3 separate regions of the Mus musculus genome follow, and all the other regions are linked to region 1. A link is a loop called in an ENCODE intact Hi-C map of the cell type or tissue named here. Cell type or tissue: left cerebral cortex. All regions are shown on one strand. Each heading gives the region's core, and the rest is flanking DNA. Links, peaks and the distances in the headings are about the cores only.

Evidence for each region. A loop is a pair of places that touch in the nucleus more often than their neighbours do. Peaks named below come from ENCODE experiments on the same cell type or tissue, not always from the same donor. Only the 100,000 strongest peaks of a DNase experiment are listed, where the experiment ranks them.
Region 2: a loop joins it to region 1, with 10 times the contacts of the local background. A loop is called at or near these places in 18 of 42 quality-filtered maps.
Region 3: a loop joins it to region 1, with 3 times the contacts of the local background. A loop is called at or near these places in 8 of 42 quality-filtered maps.

The regions. Positions count from the first base shown.
Region 1 is chr15:64,918,589-64,923,269 of GRCm38, reverse strand. It overlaps Adcy8 (adenylate cyclase 8), which reads left to right and starts at 974. Exons shown (of 18, transcript NM_009623.2): 1 at 974-3,118. The coding sequence starts at 2,165. In left cerebral cortex, for the core only: a CTCF peak has its summit at 2,217; DNase peaks (open chromatin) are centred at 1,594, 2,224, 2,475, 2,971 and 1 more place; H3K4me3 peaks cover 2,500 bases; H3K27ac peaks cover 2,352 bases.
Region 2 is chr15:65,635,362-65,640,042 of GRCm38, reverse strand. No RefSeq gene overlaps it. Among named protein-coding and RNA genes, the nearest start is that of Gm23907, 57 kb to the left of the region's middle. In left cerebral cortex, for the core only: CTCF peaks have their summits at 2,107 and 2,319 (motif pointing right); a DNase peak (open chromatin) is centred at 2,343.
Region 3 is chr15:64,685,020-64,689,700 of GRCm38, reverse strand. No RefSeq gene overlaps it. Among named protein-coding and RNA genes, the nearest start is that of Gm30691, 57 kb to the right of the region's middle. In left cerebral cortex, for the core only: a CTCF peak has its summit at 2,315 (motif pointing left); a DNase peak (open chromatin) is centred at 2,308.

The DNA.
Region 1 (4,681 bases), core at 815-3,314:
GAGACCGCTTGGCCAGGTCATTTAGGCTTTCATGGGACGCCGCGGGGTTGCGAAAGCGCCCAGAGCCTGACGTCATTGACCATCAGCTGACTGTGTTCAGGGCCCGAGCTTCACTGGCTGCAGCCGCAGTCGCTGTGGCAGAGGTGTTGATTTCCACCACCTGCAGAATGGGGCTCCAGACTGGTACTGCTACCAGATCCCTGAAAAGCCAGACTCCAAGGACCCCGCTGGATTGGATGCTGATGCAAGAACCGCTGCGGGGCAACTTGGGTTTTGACCGCGACCCTCAACATACCTAGGCAGGCAGGAATGCTGCCTCCAGGAGGCCCCTGGAAATGCCTTTCCGAAGGTCCTCCTTCGCACCTTTCTTGACAGCCCAGTCAAATTTAGTATTCGAAATATGCAGACCACGCCCCCATCCTAATACCCTCTACTACCCAGACCCCGGGAGCAGAGAAAAGTAAAAGGCTGCCCACCGCTATGAGAGTGGCTTCTTGAGAGGATTTTAGTTTTAATCTGAAAGTTGGCATTAAATACACACACACACACACACACACACACACACACACACACACACACTACATCGCTCTCGAGTGGGGAGGGCGGAAATGAGCCCCTCTAGTGCGCGTCTCTGGTCTCAAAGAGTTCGTGGGCAAAGCGGCCTACGATCCTGGCTCTGCACCTGCCAAGGGCAGGAGCCAGTGCTTAAAAAAGAACCGCGGAGGAACCAGCGGGCGCGGCCAGCTGGAGCGCTCCACCGCAGAGCTGCCAGGCTCGGGGCTCCAGCAGCCCGCGCTCGCTCGACCCACCGGTGCGGCCCTTCAAGACCTGGGGCGTCCTGTGCAGATCTGGGTGCCTCCGTGTCCCAGCCCCCACCCCTCCCCCACCCCCATCCTGGGTTCCGGGGGCGTGGTTTGGCGCGGGGGCGGGTTTAAGTCGCCGCGGGTGTCTGACCGCTCTGACAGGTCTCCAAATTCCTCCCAGGCTCCGGTCCCGCTGCGCGGTTCCGAGCGCCCAAGTAGCCCCGCGCTTCCCTGGATCCGGAGGCGTCTCATCGACTTCCACTCGGCCTGGAGCCTCTTCTCGCTCAAACCTTTCGCCTGCCGCCTCACCCGCCAAGGCTCGTTTCTCAGGCTCAGGAATCCGCTCCTGTGGCTTCTCTTCGAACTCAGCTGTTGGCTTTATTACCCTTCCCACTTGTGCTTTCCTCACACCCCCTGGGGTCTGGCAGGCCCAATGGACTCCAAAGAGCGAAGTGAAGGGAATGGGAATTGTGTGCTGCGACCCATCAGAATCGCTACTAGCAGCGGTGACTTAGTCCTGTAGCGGAGGCTGGGACCCTGGGGCTAGCAGCGCCACGATCTTCCTTGAGGAATGCATCAGTCCAGAACCCGCGCTGCCAGTATTTGCTCTGGAAGTGGCCACAATGAGGAAGGAACCGAAGAGAGAGCTTCATTCAGCACACCTCCAAATTAACTGTTTGGTGACTTGTTAGTGCTAAGGCTACCACCTTTCTCCTGCCCTCCCGCGGGGCGCCCTGCCGCCTCACCATCACCCACACCTCCTGCCTCATCGCGCCCGCCTCCAGCTCCGCCCCGGCTCCCCATGCCGGCGCAATGGAGTTATCCGAAGGGCGATGATTGCCGCCACAGCTGCTAACTTAGCACCCATCCTAGCCATCGGTTACCCTTGGCCAGCCTTTCTGCAGCCGCCGAGACGTGGGCGTCCAGAGTCCAGTGCCGCAGCCAGGACCCGCCCGACGCGCAGCAGAAGCGCGGCGCCCAGGCGCCTCTTGGAGAAGGAAGACTGCGCCAAGACGCTGAGCTTAGAGACAGCCAGGGGGCTGGAGCGCAGAAAGGGACAGCGTGGCTCAGAGCGCTGAGGATTTCGCGGACAAACAGCCACCACTTTCACTGCGTATCCAAGCTGAGCTGATTGGCGGGAAGGTGGCTTGCCAGTACACAGGGGTCCGCTGCATTCTACCAGGAACACCTTGCTCCTGGGCTCACTATGACTTGACCTGTGGGGGCCCTGCTCAGGGCTCCTGCAGTCGAACAGCTTAGGAAAGAAGGGATCGCTGCCAAGCGGCCTTTGGGTCTTTAGGAACCCCTATCACCAACTGACACAACCAGTGTCTGTGCCTCCCTCCCCGCGGACCCAAGCCATGGAGCTCTCGGATGTGCACTGCCTTAGTGGCAGCGAGGAACTCTACACCATCCAACCGACGCCCCCGGCCGGCGACGACGGGAGCGGCTCTCGGCCGCAGCGGCTGCTGTGGCAGACGGCGGTGCGGCACATCACGGAGCAGCGCTTCATCCACGGGCACCGAGGCGGCGGCGGCGGCGGGGTCTCCCGCAAAGCCTCGAACCCTGCGGGCAGTGGACCCAATCACCACGCGCCGCAGCTGTCTAGCGACTCGGTGCTGCCTCTCTATTCTCTGGGCCCCGGAGAGCGAGCGCACAACACCGGTGGCACCAAAGTCTTTCCGGAACGCAGCGGGAGCGGCAGTGCCAGTGGCAGCGGGGGCGGGGGCGACTTGGGCTTCCTACACCTTGACTGTGCCCCAAGTAACTCGGATTTCTTCCTCAATGGAGGATACAGCTACCGAGGGGTCATTTTTCCAACCCTACGCAACTCCTTCAAGTCTCGGGATCTGGAGCGCCTCTACCAACGCTATTTCCTGGGCCAGAGGCGCAAATCGGAGGTAGTGATGAACGTGTTGGATGTACTAACCAAACTCACCCTTTTAGTCCTGCACTTGAGCCTGGCCTCGGCTCCAATGGACCCTCTCAAGGGCATCCTGCTAGGCTTTTTCACTGGCATCGAGGTGGTGATCTGCGCCCTCGTGGTGGTCAGGAAGGACAACACCTCCCACACTTACCTGCAATACAGCGGCGTGGTCACTTGGGTGGCTATGACCACCCAGATTCTGGCAGCAGGCCTGGGCTATGGGCTTCTGGGCGACGGCATAGGCTACGTGCTTTTTACACTCTTCGCCACCTACAGCATGCTTCCCCTGCCTCTCACCTGGGCCATCTTGGCCGGCCTGGGCACATCTTTGCTGCAAGTCACCCTTCAAGTACTCATACCCAGGCTAGCGGTCTTTTCCATCAACCAGGTAACTCCTGCTTGCACTTGCTTTTCAGCTCCACTCCCATGGGTTGTTTAGAAATAACTTCTAGAGAGCTGGGGAGGGGGCATTCTTGTAAGTTTGCTTCCTTAGCTTACTTAGGCTTTGTGCGTCTCGGGGGGGCTGGGGGGGGGAGTCAAGGCTCATAATAACTGAAACAAAACGGCTAACTTTACTCTTCTACTCTGGCTGGTAATTGTCCTCTAACATAAGCCTTTCCACTGACACCCAAAGTCTACAGGACACACAGAAGAGGAGAACTGCCTAGATTTGAGCTGTGGCGCTTTGCTAACTCACAGCAGATTGCTGTAAGGGTTTCTTCACTTGGCTTTCTGCTTGGCTTGTTTCTGAATGGATTTCATCTTTGCTAAACATGGAATTGCAGTGCTGGGTGCCCTCCAATAGGTCCTCCCCATCGTTCTCAATCCTATGACAGGGATTTTATTTGGGTAATGTTAGTGCCCTTGGGGATCTACCGTGGTTTTGTCTCTGATTACAGTGCCCAGCCCCTGATCTCTGAATAAATAAATACATAAATAAATAGGTCTCAGGAATTTCAGGATGGCAGACTCTTGGCAAAGAATATAAGTTTTTATTAATTAAAAGAGACGCTTCAATGTAGATGTCTTTAATGAAATACTTAGATGAAGTCTCCAACTCTGTCACTCTCCTTTCTCCCTTTTCCTCTCCCTCATTAAATATGAATGTGCTTATGTGAACAAAGTTCACGTTGTCTCTGGCTGGGAAGGTAGACAAAGAATCTGTTGTTTAAATTCACTAAAACCAATTGATAATTAATGGCCTGACACTTTGTTTAACAAATATCTGGTACTTAGCAGGGAGAGTGGGTGTGGGGGCTTCTCGTTTACAGAGGGAAACATCAACAGACTCAATTTTGGAAGAAAGCAACTGTGAGGTGCTTGGCTAGGGGCCGTTTTGTATGCATCTGTCCTGCTCTCAACATCTCTGCTTACTCTTGTTGTATTGGATTGATGTTAAAACTCTTCTAGTCATGTATAGTGGGCAATCCCACTGCAAATGACTGATGATCTGCAGATCACTAGCCCCAATAGAAAGCTTTTCCCATCATTGCCTTCTGGGGTTTAATTGGATTGGGGGTCTTTTTCCTTTCATGTTGGCTGTGTCTATTTGCTGCGGCTGCTTATCTGGTTAGTTGGTTGACTGTGCTCTTCAAAGTGTCTCCTCCAGGAAAAGCTAAGAGTATCTAAAGCATGTAGCTGGGATCATTGGGCAGGAAACAGGGAGATAAGAGCCCTGCTGAGAGCTGGGTGGGTGAACTTTTCTGCACCATAGGCAATGGTGACTATTCTCTGGAAAATATCCCAAGCTTTTAATATTTGACGCATAGTAGAGTGTCCCTTGAAGAAGGCCTTAAGGCCTTTGCCTGGGATTGTATAATATTATACAGTGTATAAGCTGTGCACTTCAAATTCTGTGGACACAGATGTCTGAACCCCTAGCATGTAAATCTACTTTCTCCCAAGCACCCCTGTTCTTTTCTTCCTTTTCTTTACTATGTTTCAATGTCAG
Region 2 (4,681 bases), core at 1,014-3,513, 720 kb before region 1:
AAAGTCCCTTCCTGGGTGTCAACAGAAGCCCCAGGAACTCTTTCAACCACACTTTCTATGGCACTCACAGGAAAACTACCTTTCACGTTGTCCAACAAGCATTCCAAGACTTCACACGTACCCCATGCTAATTGCATTCCCTTTAATTTTAGCATACTCTAAAGTACATGCCTCCAGCATCTTTTGGATCCACCATCAGTCCCAAACATATACTAATTGTGTCCTGGAATAAAACATCTCCTATTTAACTAGCACATTTTATGTTTTCCACTACATAAACCACAGATTTCCTCATTTCCTCATTGATTGCCCTCTAACAAATTGTAGCTGTGACATGGCAAAACCACATCATCATTTCCTACCCCATTTAAGCTCCTTTTGTCTGTAACAGACAATGGCATCAGCAAACTCTAGTTGCCAACGCGACAGCCAGAACTTAAGCTGAAGAACCCTCCCTCTTCCACAGGGACCCACACTAATTAGTTGCTAAGATCAATTGACTCTGCCACCCTATTTCTGCCTATACTCACTGTTGTTACTTGAGTGTAGGCCACTGTTGTCACGCACTGGCTTCATGCAACAGCATTTTTAACAGTTTCCTCTGTTCAGCTTGTTCCCTCCAACACGCTGCTCATGCTGCAGCTGGAATGACCTTTTCAAAATTACAATGGGAATTTGATGATGTCTCTTTATCACTGGCTCCCGCTGCTCTTGGATCACCCTCTGTTATACGGAAATTATCTTCAGGTTCTAAAGTGATGATCATAGAGGTCAGAAGAGAAGAAGCAAGAAACATATTTGTCAATCTCTCCAGTCAAGTGAGAGAGAGAGAGAGAGAGAGAGAGAGAGAGAGAGAGAGAGAAGAACTACAAGTATCTGATTAGGTACTCAGCTCAGTGAGCATGCAGAAAGATGTCAAATGTAGAAGGTCGAAGCTGCTTCAAGATATAGTGTGTGCACTTGGCAGGGACCTTGTATATTCTCTTCCCAGGAAAGCAAATACAAGAGAAATTGTGCAGGAAGATTACATCTTCCTACAGTAGGACTGCTAACCCATGTAACAGGTCAGGGTGGCCTTTTCTCTTATTTACCAATGGCAGAGCATTTTTGGACCACCCTTCCTCACACAATAACTATTCTAGTGCCTCCTACCTTGCTCTTATTGTCTTACACCCACTCATTGCTGTCATTTTGCATGTTTATTTGTCAAATCCACAATCCAGATTGATATAGAAGTTCATACTCTATGCTTCAGAAATCATCCTGTGTTGTAATCCACTCCTTATTTATTTTATGTCTCCTGTCACATTAAGCCTTAGGTCACCTTAGGACAGCATCTGCTTTGTTTTATTCATCTCTCTGTGTCTCTAGAAACATATGTGTGTACTTCGATTTTTCTGAGGAGGAATATTCATCACATATACAGAGACTGGCCAGAAGTCACGCACCCACTAGTGAGTGTCAGAGTCATGATTACAATAGGCTGCTCTACTAATGCACTGGCTTATCAATGATGTAATAAACGGATCAATTCTATTACACTGCCAACAGTAATGGTGGTAGTTTTATGCCATATAAAAGGATAAATAATACAGATATCCCAGGAGAGTTCCAGAGACCACAGCCTATGGATGAACAATGGACATGAACAATTCCAAAGCAGAAACATGCAAAAGTAAGGGAGTCCTGAACCTATATAGGGTGTGGGATGACTGAAGAGTCATTCTTAGGAGGTATAACTCTGTGATGAATCTCTCAAAATGAGTAGACATGAGTTATCTCACAAGCAAGAATGAGGGGTTTCAGACAGTAGCAAATACTAAGCCTTCCTTGGATCCTGGTGCTCATACTATGGCACTGAACATTGGTTTAAAAGGAAAAAAAAGGTAAAAATGGAATGAGAATACAAAAGAAAAAAATGGAATTGCACCAGAAAAAAGGGATGGTAGGAGCTAGGTAGTGCAACCCCAGAAGGGAGAGCAACCCAGGATGCCTATCAATCACACTGTGCAAGGACAGGGCTAGGCAAGCAGATGGAGAGGGGACTGGAAGCAGAGCTCGATCATCTGTGAGCCAATTTCTGTAACTCCCATCTCGAGCTCTTAATCTGCAGAGTACAAGTGTGCAGAGGCAATTGAATCTGCCGAACAATCAGCACCATTAGTTGCCATCTAGGATGCGTAGGGAGAGGGAGAGAAGGAGGAGAGTGTTTTAGAGGGGGATGTTCTGCAAGGCATCTTCCTGCTAGTGACCTTTTCCACACCTGCTCATGGCCCTAGTGCCAATTCAGATGTATTGCAAAGGATTAGCTTGCAGGAGGCAAGCAAGGGCAATGTTTATTCTGGGCAGTAGGTGGTGCCCTTGTTTCTGTCTCAGAACTTCAGCGTTTGTCTCTTTGCTCTGGAGACCTCAGCCTCAGGATTGACATCTTGTAAGTTATACTAGGCAGAAGAGAAAGATTAATACATGTTGAACTGTTTTTTTTTTTCCGTGACCAGCATGTGCAAGGCCCATGGATATAGAGAATATTATTCAGCCCACACAGCTCCCTAGCCTCAATCAGTGTTCCTCTGCTACTTCCTCTCTTCCTGCCTTGTATCTCACGTTTTCTCTTTGACATTAAAGCCATCATGAATCGAGGACTTACTATGAACCAGGCACCAAGCAGAGCCCTCTCAGTTATGACTTCATTCAGTCTTTATATCACACATATTTGCCACATTCTGCTGCTGTTCTTCTGCTGGTAAGGGAATTAGACAGATATGACAACAACTGGTGGGTAATGAATATGGGACTAGTTTCTCATATCCAAAAGGCCTCATTCTCCCTCCCCCCATCATTTTTATATTTTAATAATCAGACTTAATCATAGTCTATTTTCTACTGGGTCCCTCTGAGAACTTCTGCTGTGAGACTGGGGGTTGCCTTATATGTAGAAACAAGACCCTTTGTCCATTAGAACACCTAAAGAATTTAAAATAACATTGCAACACATCACCAAATCTGAAATATCTACATCCAAAATGGTGATATGGCAGTGACTATGAATTTGCTCCCACACCTGTTTTCCTCTACCTCGGTCAACTCCTTATTAGCCATCTACATGTATTTCATAGGATGGATTGTGCAAATATATTATTTACTTGTTAATCTTATTTATCCTACACCAAACAGCTGACATTTAATGAACATCTACATTGCAGGCTTTGTTCCAAAGGACAGGTTTTCCTTGCTCCCCCCGACCCACTTAGATAGTGTCTTGCTAGGTAGCAAGGATAACCTCCAATTCACTGTGTTGCCCAAGTTGGACTCAAATTTATGACCTTCCTGCTTCTTAGTGTTGGGAATGCAGGCACGTGCATATGTAAGTAGACACATATGCATGATTTAATAGAGACTTTGATTTCAAGGTTCTGACAGTCTAGTAGAAGAGACATGCTAGTAGGTATGTCATCACAAAATGATGTAATAGATGTTATGATGTAGGTGACCATGTGATGCTGGAAGGCTATTACTGTGTACTTAGCACACTCTTGGGCATTCAGTGAAAGAGTTTTAAATAATTGAGTAAATAAACCCAGTTCATAGACCCGCTAAAGGTCTTCAAGGAAGAGATCTAAAGCAAGGAATAAAAGGTGAGTAAAGCAAGAGATAAGGGTGGTATTGGGCAGAGATAATAGGAAATGTGCCCCATGAATACTTCTCCTAGGCTCTGGAAAAACTACTTGGATCACCATATTATGCACAACAGATATTCAGTGAGGCTGTAGGAACTCTCTACCATCATCTAGTCAGAGTGGATGGTGCCTGCCACCGTCACCTAGAATTATATACACTGTAGTGGTTAGTACCAGTTGTCAAATTGGTGAGATTTAGAATCACCTGGAAATATGCCTGTGGTGGATTATCTTGATTAGGGTAAATAAGATGGGAATACATACCCACTTCGGGTAGCACCATTCCCTAGGCTGGGATTCTAGATTGTATAAAAACTGAGGAAGCAAGCTGAGTACAAGCAGTCATTACTCTGTACTTCTGGCTGTGGGTGTGATGTCAAGCTCCAGCTCCTATAGTTTATCTAACATGATGGACTGTATCCTAGAACTATGAGCCAAATAAAACCTTTTTTCCTTAAGTCCCATTTGCCTGAGTATTTTATCCCAGGAACAGGAAGAGTAGCAAAGACATACATGGCATCCACAGACTGCAGTGCGACACTGGTTCTAAATGGGTACCTGGGACACTATTTCTTTGAATCTGGAAACCTCTATGAATGCTTTGGAAGCTGTCTAGCATCTGGACTTGTCCTATCTATTTCACTTGTTTTTCAGACCCTTCCTGAAATATATTCTTTGTGCCTGTAAGGCATAGGTCTTAGCATTCTGCATACAACCCTCTACTCATCACAGGTATTTTTGTACTTTACTCCACATGCAGTATACCCTCTCTCTAGTTTCTCTTTTTCTGTGTTATATACATGAGAATGAGTATCATGTTCACAGGAGCTGGGTTTTATTGTACCTATTTTTTTTCCAACACACAAAGAATAAAGAATTTGGATAAAGTCACTGAGTTGGTAAGTACAGAAATAGGATTTTAAACCATGCAGTCTAAACTCACACTTCCTATAACGTTACACAATATCCAATGAAGAGATATTGAGTTAGTTGGGCATCATATT
Region 3 (4,681 bases), core at 1,014-3,513, 230 kb after region 1:
CTCCTAAAAGTGCTAATCCCTAAGCCAAGCATATTCAAACCATCACAGTCCTACAATAACACAACCACATAGTTCATTACCCCCTGGTCCAGTACCATTTGGCCTCCTATAACTCACTCCTCTTTCCTAGGCTAAGGACTTGCCTTGGCTCCCTATCAAATGAGAAGCAGCCTCGGTAGCCACCATAGCATATGCTCCATGTAGTTGTGCATACCTTCCCTTCATTCACTTGCCCACCAAACACTTCCAAAGCCCACAGGAGGAAAGAAAGAAATGTTATTGGTCACATATGCCTCTTGTCAAACATGGCAATGGTCCTTCGTGCAGCTATGTCACATGATTCCTACAAAGCACACATAGGTTGGTCATTACTCCTGTTGCACAAAGGAAAATGTAAAAGGTCAGGGTGTCTAGCACATCCCAGAGCTGGAATCTAGACCATGAGGACCTCTGAAGAGCTCAGTGTGGAGTCTAGGGAATAGCTTCCAGATGTTCAGCTGGAGACTGCTGTGAATACCAAGTTTGTTCATCCAAGGGAAATGTGGCTGCCTCGAAACAAGAGTAGCCTCTTTTCTCCAGCCTCTCTGCTCAGACACAGAGGCTTTCCCAGTGGTTATAAGTGAGCCAAAGACAGCCTCTGCACACTGGTTGCTGGATAGGTTATTTTTTCACTAGAGGCTGAGTTCATTAACTTGAAAACTCACACATGCCAAATTTAAATTTTCATACCCCAATCATTTTTTAAATAGCTTACACAAAGCATATTGCAATCACTAGGGCAACCATTTAGGAACTGCTTGACTTGTGCTCTTCACGAGATCATACCCAGTATCTGATGATCTCATGAAACTGAGCCTGTGGCAATAAGATCTCAAACCAATACTGTCCTTCAGAAAGCTGTAACCCAGAGATTCCTCCCTGGGCTGCTGAGCAATGTCACCTATGCCCTTCTAACTCTCTGTTTCCTCCAACAAATCCCGTATGTGCTTTTGCTACAATATGGTCTGTCATAGTTTGAATATCTTGTCCCAGGGAGTGGCACTATTTGGAGGTGTGGCCTTGTTGGAGTAGGTGTGTCACTGTGGGCTTGTGCTTTAAGACCCTCATCCTAGCTACCTGGAAGTCAGTATTCTAGCAGCCTTCAGATGAAGATGTAGTACTCTCAGCTCCTTCTGGACAATACCTGTCTGGAAGCTGTCATGCTCCCACCTTGATGATAATGGACTGAACCTCTGAACCTGTAAGCCAGCCACAATTAAATGTTGTCCTTATAAGAGTTGCCTCGAAACACATGAAACTCAAGAAGAACGAAGACCAAAGTGTGGACACTTTGCCCCTTCTTAGAAATGGGAACAAAACACCCATGGAAGGAGGTACAGAGGCAAAGTTTAGAGCTGAGATGAAAGGATGGACCATCTAGAGACTGCCATACCCGGGGATCCATCCCATAATCAGCCTCCAAACTCTGACACCATTGCATACACTAACAAGATTTTTCTGAAAGGACCCTGATATAGCTGTCTCTTGTGAGGCTAAACCGGGGCCTAGCAAACACATAAGTGGATGCTCACAGTCAGCTACTGGATCACAGGGCCCCCAACGGAGGAGGTAGAGAAAGTACCCAAGGAGCTAAAGGGGTCTGCAACCCTATAGATGGAACAACAATATGAACTAATCAGTGCCCTCCCTGGAGCTCGTGTCTCTAGCTGCATATGTATCAGAAGATGGCCTAGTCGGCCATCATTGGAAAGAGAGGCCCATTGGTCTTGCAAACTTTATATGCCTCAGTACAGGGGAACACCAGGGCCAAGAAGTGGGAGTGGGTGGGTAGGGGAGTGGGGAGGAGGGTATGGGGGACTTTTGGGATAGCATTGGAAATGTAAATGAAGAAAATACCTAATAAATTTAAAAAAAAAAAAGAGTTGCCTCGGTCATGGTGTCTGTTCACAGCAATAAAACCCTAACTAAGGCACAGTTATTGCCTTTTCCTTAATCAGACTAAAAATTCGCACAGCCTTTGAAGCCCTCAGTCTGCTCTCTACAAGAGCTCACAGACACCAGACTTCTTTTAATGACAGTCATGGGTTTCCAAGATGGCTAAACAGACCCCAAATGGAAGTGTGATCTGTGCGACATAAACTTCAGAACGTTACGGTGAGGATGCATAACCAAATAGTGGAGGCAACCTGTGGGCGGGGAGGTTACAGTGAAAACTCCTATCAGAGCAGATCTGCTTTCTGAACCCACTGGAGAGCCTTAGGATTGGGCCTAAGGGCCTCTTCACAGGCACATGCTTTCCTTTGCTGCCATCTTGTGGTAGCACTGGTGAACAGCGTCCTGGAGACCCTAGCACTAGATCAGCTCTTCTGAAGTTAATACTACTCTACAAAGGAGAAAACATTCGGCACCTGACACAGCAGAGGTTTAAGCCGGTTCTGTATTTGCCTTGACCACACATCTTAGAAAGGGAAACGCTGAATTTGAACTTCCCTTTGCCTAAGCCTGTCAGGAGGTCAGGATGGTGTCTCCGAATAAGAGAACACAGACGACAAATTCTAAGACAAGATCACTAAAAGAAATGAGCCCTGGGTCAGGACCGTGGAGACCCCGTATCAGACCTCGACTTTATCACACTGCTCTGCTAAGCTGTTCAGTGAGCAAAAGATGCATATGATCTGTGATCTACTTACTCAGAACTGTTGTTTATTGAACACATAGCATACGTGGTTATTGTGCTAGGAGTTGAGGTCACAAGCTGCCTTAGTGATCGATCATTCGACTCCAGTCATCCTGCCCATGATGAGACAACCTCAGAAACCTCAGATCTTCTGGCTCTGGAAAGTATGCATGCTTTCTCTTCTGCTTCTTTTCACTGCGGGTACTCCTGGACCTTCCTGTCCACATGTCCTTAAGCACTTTAAATTGTTGCCATAGTTAGTCCGTGTAGACAACTGTGCTTCTTGCCTTCTACCCCAGCCATCAGCCATCACGGAACACCCCCGCCAAAAATTATGCTAATGAAGCATCTTATTAGCCATACTCTCCAGACTCTTCTCTAAGCTTCTTTATTTGTCCTTATTGCTGCCTCCCTACACCACCACCCCCTGCTACACGCACACACACACACACACACACACACACACTTCCACAGCCTCATGGCAAACTCTCTGAAATTGACTTCTTTCCTCACCACCTTGTGGCCACAGTGTCCTAATGACACTGCAGCTGCATTGCTCAAAATGGACAGCTGAGAAATGGGATCTTCTGAGAAATTCTCTTCTGTTTTCTTCTGGGCTGAAACCTTTCCTTAACATCTATGTCCCTCTCCTCCAACACATAAGTCAAAGTTGACCTTTTGCCCCCCACTGGGTGTGTTCTTTTTATTCACAATATCAGCTCCCTGTTTTGCAAATGTGTAAACTAATATGCACACTAATGCCAAGAACATATTAATAAGATTTCAATATTTTAGCTTTTATATTTCAATAATTCTTTGCAAATTTCATACATGTACACAATATTTTAATTATATTCAGCCCTACCCTTCCCTCAATTCCCCCAATTCCTCCCAGATCTGTCTGACTCCCGACTTAATATTCTGTTTTGTTTGTTGTGTTTTCTGTAACCCACTGATTCCAATCTGAGCTGTCCATATATTCTTGGGTGTAGAGCCATACACTGTAATATGATCAACACAATAGGAGCCACCTGTTAAAGAAACTAACTGACTATCCCTCCCCAACAAGTCATCGTCTGTCAACAGCTCGACAGCCTGTGGGGTGAGGTGAGAGTTGGGAACCCACTTTCACTCCATGCTGAAGTGTTGACTCACTTGATCTTGTATAGGTCTTGCGCAGGAAATCACTGCCCCTATGAGCCCATAAATGTATCAGTTCCATCATGTCTAAAAGACACTGTTTGTCCTCCCTGACCTCTGGCTCTTCTACCCTCATTTACAATGCTTCCTGAGCCTTTGTGGGAAGGGGAGTGATATAATTGTGCCATCAGTCAATATTATTGACCACACACTTATTTTACTACTTGGTGTAGTTCATCTATATCACCAGAAAACATTTCAAAACTCTGAAACACATTACACAATTAAGACATTAGCATTAATTAGCATTTTAGTTTGTGGTTCATAAAATAATGCTGCTGCTTTTCCCACCAGTTTACCAAACTTGCCAGCACAGTCAGTCATTCAGAACCTGCCCAGAGTCAAGAGGCTCTTTCAACAAAGCCATGGCTGTTTAAGGACTTTCCCATACAGGACTGAAGCTGTAGCTCCGGGAAGGACAGCTAAAGACTCTTGTTTCTCTCCTTGAGTGTACAGCTTTTCAAAACAAATACTTCATAACTCAATGAACACATACCAGAAATCACTGAAGCATTTGCTTTAGAAGGGCAATTTCATGCTACATAAATAACAGCCCCCCAAAAAAGGTATTAAAAAAAAAGCTTGTCAGACTAATCCGAGCACTGGGGAAGCTCTGCAGATCAAGCATAAAGCCAAGGCCTGTGGCAAAATCATGTCTAAGTAAAGAAACCGTGTATAGAAGATGACAGACAGACAGACAGATGGGTGAATGCAGAGATACATGAGAGAAAGGAAGAGAGGAAGAGAGAAAAAGAGAGAGAGAATAAGGAAGGAAGGGGGGAGGAAGGGAGGGAGGGAGAGAGG